Regions from separate parts of the Mus musculus genome. Here region 1 is linked to region 2. A link is a loop called in an ENCODE intact Hi-C map of the cell type or tissue named here. Cell type or tissue: left cerebral cortex. All regions are shown on one strand.

Region 1 (2,500 bases), 130 kb before region 2:
GAGGTCATGGAAACCTTCCTCTCAGAAAAATCAGCGCTGGAGAGATGGCTCAATGGTTAGGCATCAGTATGGTTCTTGCAGAGAACCCACATTAAGTGTTTCACGGTTGCCTGGAGCTCTAGCTCTAGGTATCCAAATCTAAAACCTCTTCCAGCTTTCTGTCTGTCTGTCTGTCTGTCTGTCTGTCTGTCTCTCTCTCTCTCTCTCTCTCTCTCTCTCTCTCTCTCTCTCTCATACACACACACACAACACTCACACACACATTTAAAAATAAAATAAGTCTTTAACTCCCAGATTCTACAGAAAATGAACTCCAGGATCTTCTGGCCCTGGTCTCAGCTCCTCTCCCTCATCTGGCAACCTGCTGCCTTCTGCTCTGGTTGCTAGCTGGGTGGGGTATTCTAGGAGACTCTGCAACCCAATGCTCCCTGACTGTCCTCTGCCCTCGCAGTAGATGCCTGGACATGCTGTTCCTTGGAGGTCAAACTCTGCCTGTAGCTCCTCTGCCAGGAAGACAGGCAAATTCTTCATGCAAACGGGGGATCGTTTTAACGGGTTGGGGCCCCTCTGCTTGGAATCTAATTTCTGTGTGCACAAAAAGGAGTTGAGAGGATGGAACTCTCCAGAAGCTGAGATTCAGAGGAGCTGTGGGCTGAGTCCTAGGGAAGAACCGTGGGCCTGGGCGTCTGAGTGGGTAGCGAGGGGCAGGGAGGAAGGAACAGGCTCCTAGGCTCCTCCCGGTTGCCTAGGTGACAGGAGGTGGGAGGAGGACCCAGAAGTGCAGGCTGGGTTTATCCGGCATCTCAGATCTTAATTCAGTGGAGTGGCACCCACTTCAGCCGCTTTGATCCCAGCAGCTCAGCCTCCAGGGAGAGTGGGGCGGGAGTGCCAACACAGAAGAATTCTTATCCATTCTTTCAGCTCCGTCCTCAGGGTTCCGCCTCCCCTCAGAAATAATGTCCACTCTGGGAAGGGACTAGGGAAAGTCTCCTGGCCTGCGTGGTTTTCAGATGCTTGTTTCAAAGGAAATCTTATCCAGAACCCCTATATGGAAAGCAAACATCGGGAGCCACTCACCTCCTCTGCAGTGTGTGAAAAGTCATCTGGGGGGAAAAGAAGCCTTGCTTGCTTCTTTGAGTACCCCGCAAATGAATTCATGGCAGTCCACGGGCCTTCCAGTGGGCGCCCCAGAGCAGGGGAAGCAGGGCCCTAGACGGAGGCGAACAAGCTAACTAACTGATCCAGGAACTTCCACAGCTAGGGCAGCATTACTCCTTTTGCAAAGGAAACTGAGTCCTGGATCGACACAGCGGTTTGCTAGGAGGGGTGTCCATAAAGGGAGAAATATCTTCTACTGAGCAGCTGAATATTTGGCTGGCTCCAGCCGTGACTCTTAGATCAAATTCAGGGGTGCCAGATGGCGCAGGGGCGGAGCACAGGCCTGGGAATCTCATCCCTCTGTTACTATGGGGGGTGGGGGTAGGAAGGGGGGACACGCATGACCTTGGGGGGATTTATTTTGAAGAGGCAAAGGGATCATCCCCTAGTTTGCAAGAGGTCCAGAAGAGTAATAGGATTAAATGGTGCTCCAGTCTGTTTTTTTTTTTTTTTTTTAAATTGTTTCTAAATGTCAGGGCCTCCTTGGGAGAAGGGGGCAAGCACACTGGCTTTTCAAGACTATTTGACAGTCAGTTTTTAAAACCTCATTATTTTTTCTCATTTTACATGGCTAATTATAAAGTAAGAGAGAGTCAACTCAGAAAACATGAAGAACAGAAAATGAAAGGAAAAACAATAAGATCATCCATAAACATAGCTCTAGACACAGCCGGTGGCCACTTCCTTTTAACATTTTTTCCTTGTACGGAACACTTCAGATTGTAATTTTTAAAATAACCAACGAGTAATGTCTAACAGACTAATATTAGACCATAAAAGTGAGGCCTGTGGGATGGCTTAGTGGATTAAAGGTGCTTGCCACCAAACATGGATGGTCTGAGTCTAATCCCTGGAACCTGCCTGGTGGAAGGAGAGAAGAGATAGTTCAAAGCTGTCCTCTGACCTCCACGTGTGTGCCACGGAAAGTAACCCTCCCCCAACAACACACAAATTAAATACATTTAGTGATTTCTAAAAAGAGTAATCAAGTTAAAAATCTGCGTGAGACCTCCCAAACAGTACAGGCTACTCTATGCTCAAATGGAGAGACCATATTGTAGGAGATACCACACATACTGATTACGGGACATGGAAAAATCAGGTTGTGGCACACCAGAAAGCTTCTTCCGGGACACCTAACTTTCTATAGGGAAAATGTCATTATCTGTCTACCCACCTGTCAATTACAATATGACCAGTGTGGCAAGACATGCCCGTGGGTACAATACTGACACTATGTTATAGGCACAAGCAACTGCCTTCTGACTGTGCTTAAGGCCCACTCTCTAGGAGGAAGCACATGCCTGGCATATTGTAAAACTGGCCAAGAACCCATGTTGGG
Region 2 (2,500 bases):
CTGACTGCAGTCCAAGAACATACTTTTAATCATGAAATCATACAGCTCTGAATTGACCGGGAAGTGGGAGATATGTAGATCCGAGTTCCAGCTCTTGACTTGCTACAAACAAATATAAAACCTTTACAGCTTACTCCTCACTAGCTGGGCCTTGTAGCTTTTCTTCGTGGTGGTCAGGTGGGTTGGAGATACTAGATGGTAATTGTTAGTGTTCTTGTCATGGTCCATCTGGAGTATCAAAGAGTGACAGATGTCAGTGGGTAACATCAGAGGTTTGTTTCTCCATAAATTACCTACCGCCTTAGCTATGCCTCATGGTCTGTGCTCTGGGATGGACATAGGAAGAAATGATGGAACTTAGAACAAATATGCTGTGAAAGAGTGTGGTATGATAGCCTTTGAAAGGTTATGATAGGTTATGAAAGTTTATGATAGTCTTTTCAGTGTCACAGACTAGAGTGTGTCAAGAGAAGTGGCTGATGGAGAAGGTGAAGGTGTCCATGTTTTCTGATACTTGAAAAATGGCTGCTCTGGATAATGAGTGCTTTATGGTACCAGTGGGTGGACTCTCTAACACTGCAGATTTTAGGCCTGTGCTTTATGGCACCAGTGGGTGGAATCTCTAGCGTTGCAGACTTTCAGTCATTATAGGACAGAAGAAGTAGCCATGTTGTTTTAGCCAGCATCTTGTCATTCTAAATCTGCACCCATCTTGAAACTTCACAGTAGTCATATATTTGAAAATGAGTCTAAATTTTTGCCTAGTGAATAATACGAATTTTTGTGTGGCAGAGATTATTTTAGCACTGTTGTAGAGCAGAGCCAAAGATTTAAATTGGGCCAGGCCTGCTTGGCAAACAATCCCCATACAAGATACTCTGAGAAAGAAGCTAGCTGCTAAGGTTGATGACAGAGGGCAGTATTTGCCTTCCTGCATGCTCCTCCTTGTTTATTGATAATTGCCAGATTGTTACTGCACTTATAATTGTGGTAACTTTTTCTGGTTAGCAACTGTTCCTTGAAGATAGATTCTTTAAGAAAAAGCCTCACCCCACATATGAAGTAGAAATGCAAATCTAGCCTTTAAAAGATGTTGCTTCTGCACTGAGATGTAATTTTAGACCTGTGCTCTTTTCTCCACTGTTGGTTGTGCAGATTTTTTGATGAGGCATGCTGCAGTTGGGGTGGTTTATATGTTTCTTGCAAGTAGAACAAACCCAGTTAAGCAAGAGATTGAAATTAGCCAAAAGTTAGCTTCTCTGCAGTCTTAGGTAGCCCACAGCCAAGAATTATATGATGACAACTCTTAGTGATTCTTTGGTATTAAATTATCTTGGAAAAGTGCAGTTTTAATTTTTTCCCCTGAAAGACAGACCTTCATGTAGTCCAAGATAGTCTTAAACTCAGTATATAGCTGAGACTAACCTTGCCCTTCTGAGTTTCCAGCTTCTCCCTCTTGAGTACTGAGGGTACTGATGTGTGCCACCACACCCAGTGTATGGGATACAGGAGTTAACTAGGAAGCAACCTACCAACGGAGTCACATTCCCCAGCCTGAGATTTCTTAATTTACCTATTTATTCAATAAATAGTAGTTCAGAACTTGACACTCAGACACCGTGTGTGTGTGTGTGTGTGTGTGTGTGTGTGTATCTATGTGGACCCTAGAAGACAATGTTACATGTCTTCTTGCATTTGCTCTCCATCTTGGGACATGGCTTTCACTGAACCTGAAGCTCTGCTCTCAAGTTCAGTGAAGCTGGCTGGCCAGAGAAATTCCTGCTCTCACGTGCCGTGCCTATGTCTGTGCCTGAATGTCTTGGAATGTCTCTCAGAAAGCCAATGTATTTGTTGATCTCAGCATAGTTGGGGAATCCCTTGTGCCACAGTGATGCATGCTTCTTGTCTGCTTGCTGCCTTCCTTTTCCCTCCCCCTCCATCCTTTTTGTTCTTCATTCTTGTGTTTCACTTATATGTTGATCCTTTGAGAAGTGAACTCATCCAAGACTATGAAAAACTGTATATGACGTTGTATATAAAACATGTATGGTGCTCAGGTGTGGTGGTGCACAACTATAATCACAGCTTTCAGGCTCAGGAGAATTGTGTTTGAGGTTGACCTTTGCTGCATAGCATCATGGCAAGGCCCTTTCTCAAAACAAACAAGTTATTTCTCAAAATAAACAGAAGGCAGTGAAAGATTAATTTACTTTCAAAAATAATTGCAGTTTCACCTATGTAGATTCAAAGCAGGTACATTTGTTTCTTAGCTCAGAAACTCTGTATATGAAATTAGTATTATTGGTATGCTATTATAAGAGTGTGCATATAATTAGACAACTTTTGGTTGGTCTTTGCTATGTGTTCCTCTGAATTTGAGTTCTGAAATGCTGTTTCTGGAATTAGGCCTCTCTGTGCCTTTGGTTTTGATATATCACTACTAGAAATTTGTTAATTCTCATTGCTTTTGTTGTCTGGTCTCTAGGATATACAGTTAATT

What was found. Hi-C counts contacts between places; a loop is a spot of excess contacts. Peaks named below come from ENCODE experiments on the same cell type or tissue, not always from the same donor. Only the 100,000 strongest peaks of a DNase experiment are listed, where the experiment ranks them.
Region 1: it touches region 2 in a loop (10-fold over the local background); 2 of 42 quality-filtered maps call a loop at or near these places.

What each region holds. Positions count from the first base shown.
Region 1 is chr9:63,057,603-63,060,102 of GRCm38, reverse strand. No RefSeq gene overlaps it. Among named protein-coding and RNA genes, the nearest start is that of Gm39354, 30 kb to the right of the region's middle. RefSeq lists an enhancer at 1-2,093. In left cerebral cortex, no CTCF peak of the experiment used is centred here; DNase peaks (open chromatin) are centred at 754, 1,134 and 1,355; H3K4me3 peaks cover 545 bases; H3K27ac peaks cover 2,415 bases.
Region 2 is chr9:62,923,726-62,926,225 of GRCm38, reverse strand. The region is part of intron 2 of Pias1 (protein inhibitor of activated STAT 1); the gene reads left to right. Among named protein-coding and RNA genes, the nearest start is that of Gm35574, 56 kb to the left of the region's middle. In left cerebral cortex, no CTCF peak of the experiment used is centred here; DNase peaks (open chromatin) are centred at 170, 856 and 1,108; H3K27ac peaks cover 2,422 bases.